Linked DNA regions of Homo sapiens: region 1 is linked to region 2. A link is an interaction called in ENCODE POLR2A ChIA-PET data of the cell type or tissue named here. Cell type or tissue: PC-9. All regions are shown on one strand. Links, peaks and the distances in the headings refer to the core of each region. The heading gives the core; the rest is flanking DNA.

Region 1 (5,377 bases), core at 960-4,959, 1.7 Mb after region 2:
ATACAAAAATGCAATTTAAAACAAATATCAAGATGAGAAAAAATGCTATAGCTATTGTAACAGACACTGTTGTAGCCTTAATGTGAAAAGAGCTTTTAAAAATAAATAACAGCATTGATATTCCAGTGGAAAAGAGAATCAAGGGATTTCGAACTCATGGAATAACTGAAATTGAAAAAGTGACAAAGTGTTTAATTCTACTACTAAGTACACAAACAAAGTTGAACAAAAGGATGACATTATTTACTTTCAAAATAATAAGAATAAGGAGGACAATACAGAATGTTGATGAGAGCATCAGAAGCAACAATGCCTAATCAATTAGAGATAGAACTCTGGAGCTGGTCTGCCTGACTTCAAATCTTGACACTATTATTTACTACTGTGTGGTCTTAGACAAACTACTCTGTGCCTCAGAATCTTCAGCAATAAATGGGGTTAGTAATACAGTATACTTACTTTATAGGGGAGAGTTAAATGAGTTAATCCATGTAATGAACTTAGAACAGGATCTGGGGGCACAGTCAATATGCTTTGAATATTAGCTATTTCCAAGAGGACATTCGGTTGGGAGCATAGGTTAGTAACTTTTCTCGAAAACAATTTATCAATTTGCATCAAGAGCCTTTGAAATGCTCATACCTTTCAACGTAGTGATTCTGCTTCTTAGAAGCTATTTACTCAAACTAATGAGAAATGTTGGCAAACATGTATACAATAGATGGTCCTTGTTATTATTTACAAATGTGAATAATTGGAAACAATTCAAATACCCCCCAAATTAAAAGACTGTATGATAGAATTCATAAATTGATAAATTAAGGTTTATTAAAAAGACAGACTATCCAGCCATTAGAAACGTTTTCCAAGAATATTTAATGACATAAGCTCATTCTCACCACTTTTAAGTAAACAGAGCACAATGCAGAGTGGCATATGCTATATAATTCTGATTTCTCTGAAGACTTTGTAAAGTTGTTCTGGCATAACATTTGCTTGCTAGCATGCATCACAAACTGCATGTATTTGATTTATTGTCTAATTCTCCCAATAGAATATTATTAACTCCAGGAAGATATTCACCATATGTATTATGTTCACTAGATGTCTTCATTTTACATTGAGCAGAACAGTGCTTATTGCATAGTAGATACTCAATGAATAATTGTTAAGTAAATGAATGAATGAATAAATAGATAGTTTTGTCCATACATTAGATAGAATCATTAAAAGATATAGAAATAACTGAAATAATAACAGAGGTGGTTTTTATATTTATGTGAAATGTTTGAATATTCTCCAGTAAGTCCAAATTATATCTACATGAAAAAAATAATTATTAACCACACATGGACAATTATCTTTCTTTAGTATGTATCTTTCCCAACCACAGTTGGTTTAAAATTTTCTGTATTTTCCAGTTTTCTGTGCATGTGTCATGTTTCATATTGTCCTTTTTATTTTAGGCTTACACTGTCATTTTGATTCAAGGAAAGTTAGACCAGCCGTGTATACTATTTATTTTAGATACTGAACACATTCCTCCTTGATTAAATAAGAGACAGTTCTGACTGAATGTATTTGTTTTAACTAACCAAAGTTAAAGGGCTGTTGGATGCACCAACCCACCACATCCTAATCTTTCTTACTCTATTTCATGGGGCTCAACACCTGCAAACCACAAATCCTCAAAGTGTAGGTCATCATCTGGCTGTGGCTGCTCATTTTTGCCACTTCCTCTTTTTAAAAGAACCAATCACGCCAAAGAAAAATATCTATATATGATTTTCCCCTATTTGAAAAAAAAAATTGGAAATTAGAATTAGCTAAATTCCGAAGTAGGTGAAAAATGGAGTAATGGTTTGGAAAGGTTAGTGTGGGGGGAGCCACCCTCCTATTCACAATGGGAAATATCCATAACAAGGCCATTTAGCCAATACATATTTTCCTCTTTAGAACATAAGGGGTAACCTGAATAAAATGTTTGAATTACAAAGCAGCCTAATCCTGCGCATTCTCTGAGCAATGACTGCTATTTGTGTCAAGAAAATAAAGAGGCAGAGAAAATGAGAGAGAGGGAATGGGAGGGAGGGTGAGAGCACATGTAAGTTATCTTTCTTGCAGGAAACAGGGAAACACTAGAAATTAGATTTTTTTAAATTAAAAAGTTAGTGTTTTATATCTTTGGTAAGATCATTACTCACAGAAAAATCCCAGACATTTCTATGGTTTTTATAGGATTTTTTTTGCCTCTTTTCTAAAGGCAGAAAACGAACTCCAGTACCCACCATACCTGTAACCCCTTCCTGCCTTCAGCCTCCTTCCCCAAAATAGAGCATGTGGTATCGCTAATGTGCAGATTAATGGTACAGCTGGAAAGGCATTTATGGTCCATTTTCTTCCGATATTATTAAAACTGCTCCATCACCGCCTGTAACGGGGGCGTCCGTATTTTCTCTCGCCTGTATCCCTGACATGACATAATGCCTGCCCTCACCAGTATGCTATAGCATAGAGGTAATTGAAACATAACTCACCCTAAATTACAGGCAATGTTTAGGCAAGGCCCCAGTGAGCTTCCTAAGGCTCATTACAAGTATAAGCTAAATATTTCTTTAAGGGGGTGGGAGGAAGAGAGAGGAAGAGGGAGGGAGGGAAGGGGGGAAGAGAGAGAGAAAGAACACTTAAGAGTAACTGAGGATGAGGCAGGTTTCTAAAAAGGGAGATTTTTCTTTCCCCCTATTGTTTTAGGTGAGCCCCTATTCGACTCAGATCAGTAGCAACCTGTTATCATTATTAGTTGAATGGCTATTTCCTAGACTACTTGAAATTGTGGGTTTGCATTCAATTCCTAGGAAACTTGAGTTCACACAATTATATTTTCTGGTCTAATTGTTACTGGAAAGGGGTCCCAATCTAGATCCCAAGAGAGGGTTCTTGGATCTTGGGCAAGAAATAATTCAAGGTGAATCCATAGAGTAAAGTGAAAGCAAAATTATTAAGAAAGTAAAGGAATAAAAAATGGCTACTCCATAGGCACAGCAGCCCTGAGGGCTGCTGGTTGGCTATTTTCATGGTTATTTCTTGATTACATGCTAAACAAGGGGTGGATTATTCACGAGTTTTTTCGGAAATGGGTGGGCAATTCCCTGAAGAGGGTTCCTCTTCCTTTTAGACCATATAAGGTAACTTCCCAATGTTGCCATGGCATTTGTAAACTGCTATGGCGCTGGTGTGAGTGTCTTTTAGCATGCTAATGCGTTATAATTAGTGCACAATGAGCAGTGAGGACAATCAGAAGTTGCTTTCATCACCACCTTGGTTTTGGTGGGTTTTGGCTGGCTTCTTTACCACAACTAGTTTTATCAGCAAGGTCTTTGTGACTTGTATCTTGTGCGGACCTATGCCCTCCTGTGACTTAGAATGCCTCACCTCCTGGGAATGCAGCCCAGTAGGCCTGAGTCTCATTTTACCCCGCTCCTATTCAAGGTGGAGTTGCTCTGGTTCAAACACCTCTGAGACAATAACTCGTGAGTTAGCAGTATTTACTCCTGGAAAGGGTAATAAAAAATAAAGTAGTGGCTGACTTCCTAATGTTGTAGGACTTTCTCCTTAGTTCGGCTAAAAGCCAGGTTCTTGTCACATGGTCATGAGAGACTAGGTTCACAGACACTTTGAAGGATGAGAAAAATGGAATTTATTGGGTGAAAAGGGAAAAAAGGGAAACAGGGACTCTCAGCAAAGTGATAGTCCTGCTAGCCAGTTTCCTGCCTCCCAGACTGAATCCCAGGTACCACCCAGGAAGAGAAGGGACGAGGCTCCACCTCAGTGCACATTCCTCTCAGTGCGCAGATCTGTTGGAGGTTCTGCCAGGGATCCGTTCCCATCTGGTGTCTCACTCAGACTGAAAGGTACAGTGGGAAAGATAGAGTGTTCTCTATAATTCTTTCAGTTATCAAAACCTGAAATTTCAGCCATTGTCTTGAGATTGTGTATTTGGAGTAAAGAAGTCAACACACCTAATTTTGCATCAGCTACTTATTAGAAACATGGTTTACACCAATCTCATTAGGAAAAAGGGAATGATAGTGTTCTTTGAATGAAAAGTTCATCTGCCTACAAATCGAATGGCTTTCATTTGACTGCGTTTCATTTTCCCTTTCTCACATGAAAGGGTCCCTGTGACTCTCACACATTTGTCCTTCCTCTCAAATTTTTCCCTCCAATGTTACTTTTAGGTAGCCATCTGATTCCCCTTAGTTGAGCTGCTGTCTTACCCCTGAAGCCCTAGAAGCTTATATCCAGTGCCACAAGCCTCCCCCAGGCCATGTGGAAGCCTGGCTTCTCCATGCTGGTCCTAGTCCCAGCACTCCTTGTGGAGGGAAATGAGCAGTGTTGGGTAAGGGGAAGAGGACAGCAGAGTGCAGTCCTTACACGTGCTTCTGGAGTCTGGTCAGTGGGTTCTGCCCTCTGCACTTTTATAGCACTTTATAAGTACAACTTGTATTTATATCATATATAAATACAACATGGAGTGTCCTAAGGAACAACGCCAGTGTATTTCTCTCCCCCTGAGACAGCCAGTATATTCTAAGTGGTAAACACTTTGAGCAGCATAAGCACAAAGGTAATGTAATTGGTTATTGTCCCTGCTCTCACCCAAGGGCTCAAACTGGCTTTAAAGAAAAACAAACAAACTGATTTCAGTGTTCTCCATCAGCTTCCTGCCACTGTCCCTAGTTGCTGTGGCTGTCTTTCTCAAAATTACAGAATGGCAGTGCCTTCACTTGAGAACTCAAGATTACCTTTCACTTTCCCCATATCAGGACTGAAAAAGATTCAGAGAATCATGTAGTAGTGTTCATGACACTTAAGAGATGATGTATTCCAGTCCTCATATTTCACTCATGGTTGATCAGAGGGGAAAAAGGACCTATTCAAAGACACACAGTTAATTAGGGGCATAAGTGTGCATAGAAATAATTAGTGGTATAAGTGTAAGCAGAAAGCAGATTCTTCTTTCTCAGTTCTATGTTCTTTCTGCTATATACCAAACTACATTTTTTTGTAGTTTGATTCTACATACTGTCCTTAAAGGGTAGAATTTTAGTGACTATGAAATTGAAGTTGGTCTATTGTCACATCCATAAAGGAGTGTTAATGATTAGCTTAATGTGTTACCATCTTTTAAGAATTTGCCTAAGCACAATATGGAAGAATGAATTTCTAAAGATAGAGTGTAATACATACTTAGAGTGAAAGAACTTTTGGGTAGCCGTAATTGAAATTAGATCACATAGTCAACCACCTACTTCCCTTGGGTTTTAATGTTGGGCTTATTGTGTGTATTGGCTGATTGATATGGATTTCTGTCATA
Region 2 (5,377 bases), core at 624-4,623:
CAGATTGATGTTGGAGAACGTCAGTTTTGGTGGCAACAATCTGCAAGGTTGTCTAATTTTCTCCTGCACCACTCGGCTGCCCGGATGCAAAAGCAGACAATGGATTGTGGCTCTGATCTGAGTTTTATTGGGCAGATGCTGCAGAAGGGCTTGTTTGAAAAGGGAATAGGATGTTATTGAGAGAACAGTTCAGATGACCAACCAGGGATCTGAAATTAGGTAGAGACAGTAAGAGAGACTGATAAACTATGAGGAAGCAAAAGAACCAAGTGACTGGAGGTCTATAGGCTGTCAATGTACAAATGTGGCAGGAGTAAGCACATGAGAGGGCTGGAGGATAGGATGCTCACTCATTTATTCCTCAGATGTTTATTGAGTGCCTTCAGTGTCCAGGTAGTGTTCTAGTTCTGAGAGTACATCATGCACAATGCTATTGGGAGGAGAAAACAATAAATAAAATCATAATAATAAACAAGTAAATTATGTAATATGTTAAAAGGTAATAAGTACTATGGTTGGATGGGGGCAGGGGAAGAGAATAGAGCAGAATAAGAATTCAGAATTCCGAGGATAGGGTATAATTTTAAATAGGGTTGTCATCATAGCTCTGGTTGAGAAGGTAACATATGAACACACAATCAGGAGAGAAAGAGGATGAGCTATGCAGATACATGTATTGAAATATTCCAGGCAGAGAGAACAGCCACTTCAAAGCCTCGCAGTGTGTGAGTGCCTGGTGTTTTCAAGGAAAAGCAAGGAGGCTGTGTGGCTGGAGTGGAGTGGGCCTGGAGAAGATGTAAGAAATGAGGTCAAGAAACAACAGGGATCGAGTGTGTAGGCTTTGTAGACTCTGGTAAAGACTGGCTTTCCCTCTGGGAAATAGAGAGTCATTGTGGGGTTTTGAGCACAGAAGTGATGTGATCTTATGTCTCTTTAATGGATTACTCTAGCTGCTATGTTGAAAATAGACTTGAGGGAAGTGCCAGGGTAGAAGCAGGGAGACCAGTTAGGAGGCTATTGCAATAATCCAAATAAGAAATGCAAAGTAAGACTTTGATCAGGTGGTGGCAGCAGAGGTGGTGAGAAGGAGTTAGATTCTGGATGTATTTCGAGGATAGAGCCAACAAGATTTATGACAGATTGGATGTGGGTAGTGAGCAAGAGTCAGGATGACTCCAAGGTTTTTGGTCCAGGCAAATTGAAAGGTGGAGTTGCCATTATCTGAAATGGGGAAGAAGGTGAGCAATTGAGAGGGAGACTTGGAGTTAAATTTTGAACAGATTGTAGTCAAATTGGTGTTGGGATATTGGTGTTTACAATTCCTGAAGGGGAACCATTCTGAGTGACCCTAAGACCCAGAGTGTAACCTGGGGATGGGTGTCTGAAGAGGAATAAAGTGAAATCATTATGATTGAATAATTTAGAACTCTGGAGGCTGAAAAGCTAATGAAATCTCCTAGGATGTTCTACGAGGATGGTGGCCCAGGCACGAGAGTAGGGAACGGGGTCAGGCCTTATGATGGATACTTTAAATACAAATAGTTAGAGGTCACACTAATATTAGCTTGAGGTGTGCAGAATTTTAATTGGGTGCAGATTAGTGTATACATTAGAAATAAGCAAGATATTAAAAGATCAAATTTGCTGAAACACATCAGATAACATTATGATAAAGGTATTTGGAGTTTTATTTGAGTTAGATTTACAATCCCATTGTAGCATGGATCAAAAACAGTAAGTTGATAAAGAAATCAGATAAATTTTCACAATTTAAATTTTAATTGTTTTATTAAAAAGCATTTTGGAAAGACATTCATATTTGGTTTTGGATAGGTTAAAGCTCAGTGATACCATTTACATCAATTTTTATAGCATTTTAGAGAGCATGGTCTTGTGACATCTTAGGATAAGTTTTCTGTTAGTCACAGCATGCCAACAAGTACCTTGTGCTCCATTCTCTGGCCATGTTTTCAGACTCAGTAACTTCAAATAAAATAAACTGCCAAGTTGAGAAATTAACATTTGATAAAGTTTTTGCAACATCATACCATTGAGCTGGTGGATGTGGCTTAAGCATCTGAATTCATTAGAGACTATTGAAATGATAATGCAGAATTATACAGGTTTTGCAGATGTAGTTCAATATTTATCTATATGTATTGAAACCTCACTTGAGGATAGAAAAATCAAGCAAGTTCTTGTCTTACATTTCCACTCAATAAATGAAGAGGAAGAGATAATGAGAAAGCTATATAATCCTTTAAAAAAAAAATTCACCTTGTTTCTGACTGACAGTAACCCAATTCAGGCTTTTTACTCTTCATAAATGGAAGACAAGTAACCTAGATAGTACTGGCTATCTATAATTAAATATACAATATTGAAATCTATTTGCTTTGTGGAAATTATGTGTTTGTGGCTGATTAAAATATTCAGCTATGTAGGCTTCATCTTTTAGCTCAATAGAAAAATATAAATGACATTGGTGACTGAATTCCTACCAACGTGGCAAAGACATTCCCCAGACATACATAATTCACCTGCTGAATTGGAGATGATTCACCTTTCAGTGACTTCACAGGTGTTAACTTGGCCAAACAAAAAAGGGAAATCATCTTGTATTCATCTTTTGTTCCCTGAGGCAAGTTTTCAGTAAGATTGCTCGGGAAAAATATCACAATATACATATATAAGTCCATAGTATGTCTATTTGAATAATGAATTAGCACCACTGTCTGAGAGGTGAAAACTATTCAATGTATATTTTCTGGAAAATAACTAAATTGAGTTCCTCTTAACTAAATCAGAAAGAGAAGGAATCCTCAATCAGGATTTCATGTAGTACTGTATCACTCAAAGGAAAACTGATTGTATAGTGGTACTCAAATAAAGTGGGTCCAAAGAAAAATTATGAGAGAAACGTACCGATCAGTGATCTGGACCAAACAGACATGTGGCTGTGAAATCCAGGCAGTTGCTTGGTGACGAGGTCACCATCAGATAGTCATGGCTTATGTGCAGGAATGTGAGAATGGCCATGGGGAGGAATGGCCTGGGTTATGGGTCTTGCAGGAGTCCCACTGCTTGTGCCATTGCTCAAACTTCTGACTGCCCTGTGCAGCCGGTGCCAGGTCAGCAGTACTCTCTGCTCTGAATCAGTGTCAGCACTGGTCTCTCTAATGTAGTACCTTTCTTCAAAAAATGCTTTGTGAAGCTGCTGGTTAGCACTGTTCTTACTTCTGTAGTTAATATTCACCACATATTCCCCTTCTTTTGTGGAGAGATAAAGAAATTAAGGAAAATCACTCTCCATAAGTCCACAATCTGAAGACATGGAGGCTGAGGAGGCAGACCTGAATGAATAAGTGGATCATATGATAGGGCTAGATCTTAAATTTGGATACAGGAGACTTAAGGTAAACCACAGAAGCTTGTTGTTTATACATGTAGCTCTTTTGCTAAATATAAATGTGGCATGTGAAGATTAATAAATCTGAATGTAATGTACAGAATGTACTAGAACAGGAAAAAATTGGTGTTTACTGAGAGCTGAAGGTTACATCAAAAATCTAAAAAGTAATATTTTTGCATCATCTTAAAGTTTGCAAACAGTTTTGGCACATACATCATCTCATCTTTGCAATAACCTGTGGGGTAGATACAAAAGATGATGTTATTTTCATTTTCCAGATGAGGAAATAGGAGCCTGTTTCCTGGTCAGACAGGCTTAGTCAGCTGTGAGTGGCAGAGCTGGTGTTCCCACCTGTTACCCTCAACCCCAGTTCCATTGCTCCTAACATGATTGTATCCTGGATAAACATGGTATCAAGAATGGAGAGGCCAAGCGCGGTGGCTCACACCGGTTATCCCAACACTGTGGGAGGCCGAGGTGGGCGGATCACCTGAGGTCAGGAGTTCGAGACCAGCCTGGCCAACATGGTGAAACCCCATCTCTACTAAAAATGCAAAAATTAGATGGGTGTGGTGGTGCGTGCCTGTAAACCCAGCTACTGGGGAGACTGAGGCATGAGAATCACTTGAACCTAGGAGGTGGAGGTTGCAGTGAGCCGAGATTGCCCCACTGCACTCCATCCTGCACAATAGAACAAGACACTGTCTCAAAAAAAAAAAAAAAATGGAGAGTGAAATTTGGGAGGCTGAGGCAGGCAGATCACTTGAGGTCAGGAGTTTGAGACCAGCCTGGCCATCATGGCAAAAGCCTCTCTCTACTAAAAATACAAAAATCAGCCTGGCGTGGTGGTGGGCACCTGTAATCCCAGCTGCTCGGGGCTGAAGCAGAAGAATTGCTTGAACCTAGGAGGCAGAGGTTGCAGTGAGCCAAGATCATACCACTACACTCCAACCTGAGCAACAGAGAGAGACTCTGTCTCAAAAAAAAAAAAGGATGGAGAGTGAGAGAAAACTCAGAGACTTTGAAATAAGAAGTGAAAGAGGCCGGGCACAGTGGCTCACACCTGTAATCCCAGCACCTTGGGAGACCGAGGCAGGCAGATCATTTGAGGTCAGGAGTGCGAGACCAGCCTGGCCAACATGGTGAAACCTGTCTCTACTAAAAACACAAAAATTAGCTGGGCATGGTGGCGGGCACCTGTAATCCCAGCTACTCGGGAGGCTGAGGCAGGAGAATCACTTGAACCAGGGAGGCAGAGGTTGTGGTGAGCCAAGATCATGCCATTGCACTTCAGCCTGGGTGACAGAGCAAGACTCTGTCTCAAAAAAATTAAAAAAAGAAGAAGAAATGAAAGAAACTTGGCAATTGATTGGGTGTTTCTGATAAAGAAACAGAAGAAGGAAAAGGTGATTCCTAGGTTTCTAAAACCTGGAAGAGGTGGACAGTGAGATTATAATATAAGCAGCTGATGTTGGCAACATGCCTACTATGTGCCAGGCCATGTGCCAAGCATTTTGCCATATTGCCTTATTAAATCCTTACAACTCTTTGAAGGTAGATCGCATAATTATTATTCTCATTTTAGAAAAGGGTGTGCATGAAAGTTGCTCTCACTTTTAGAAAAAGAAAAAAATCTTCCCTCCAAAACAAGGCTAAGCTCAACTGGATTCACTGGCCTATGCTGACAGTACCTGGGGCCTGGGACAGTGGTTTGGTGTTCTTGTGTGTATGGATGTATTACAATGTCAGACACAAAGTAACTAAGCCGTGCTCCTGGCGGTTATGATGCTTGCAAATCCAGCACTGCCAAACTGTTTAGTGCCTCCTAGGTGCTTTGCCTGTGGTTAGAACAAGCTTCACTAAGTGGATAGTTTTGCCTTGGCCCTGCCTTTAAGGCAGTCTGCCATGTCATCAAGAGACATAGGTAAGAATGCTCTCCTCCTTAGTTATGATTTAAAAATAAAA

The links. ChIA-PET counts read pairs that join two places held together with the same protein. Peaks named below come from ENCODE experiments on the same cell type or tissue, not always from the same donor. Only the 100,000 strongest peaks of a DNase experiment are listed, where the experiment ranks them.
Region 1: POLR2A ChIA-PET joins it to region 2 with 9 read pairs; 1 of 35 experiments calls an interaction of 5 or more read pairs at or near these places.

What each region holds. Positions count from the first base shown.
Region 1 is chr3:118,476,959-118,482,335 of GRCh38, reverse strand. No RefSeq gene overlaps it. Among named protein-coding and RNA genes, the nearest start is that of IGSF11-AS1, 460 kb to the left of the region's middle. RefSeq lists enhancers at 1,633-2,250, 3,055-3,104, 4,599-4,718. In PC-9, for the core only: no CTCF peak of the experiment used is centred there; a DNase peak (open chromatin) is centred at 3,425; H3K4me3 peaks cover 581 bases; H3K27ac peaks cover 1,834 bases.
Region 2 is chr3:120,194,209-120,199,585 of GRCh38, reverse strand. All of the region lies in intron 3 of GPR156 (G protein-coupled receptor 156), which reads left to right. Among named protein-coding and RNA genes, the nearest start is that of GPR156, 88 kb to the left of the region's middle. In PC-9, for the core only: CTCF peaks have their summits at 882 and 1,088; DNase peaks (open chromatin) are centred at 2,565 and 3,725; H3K27ac peaks cover 1,064 bases.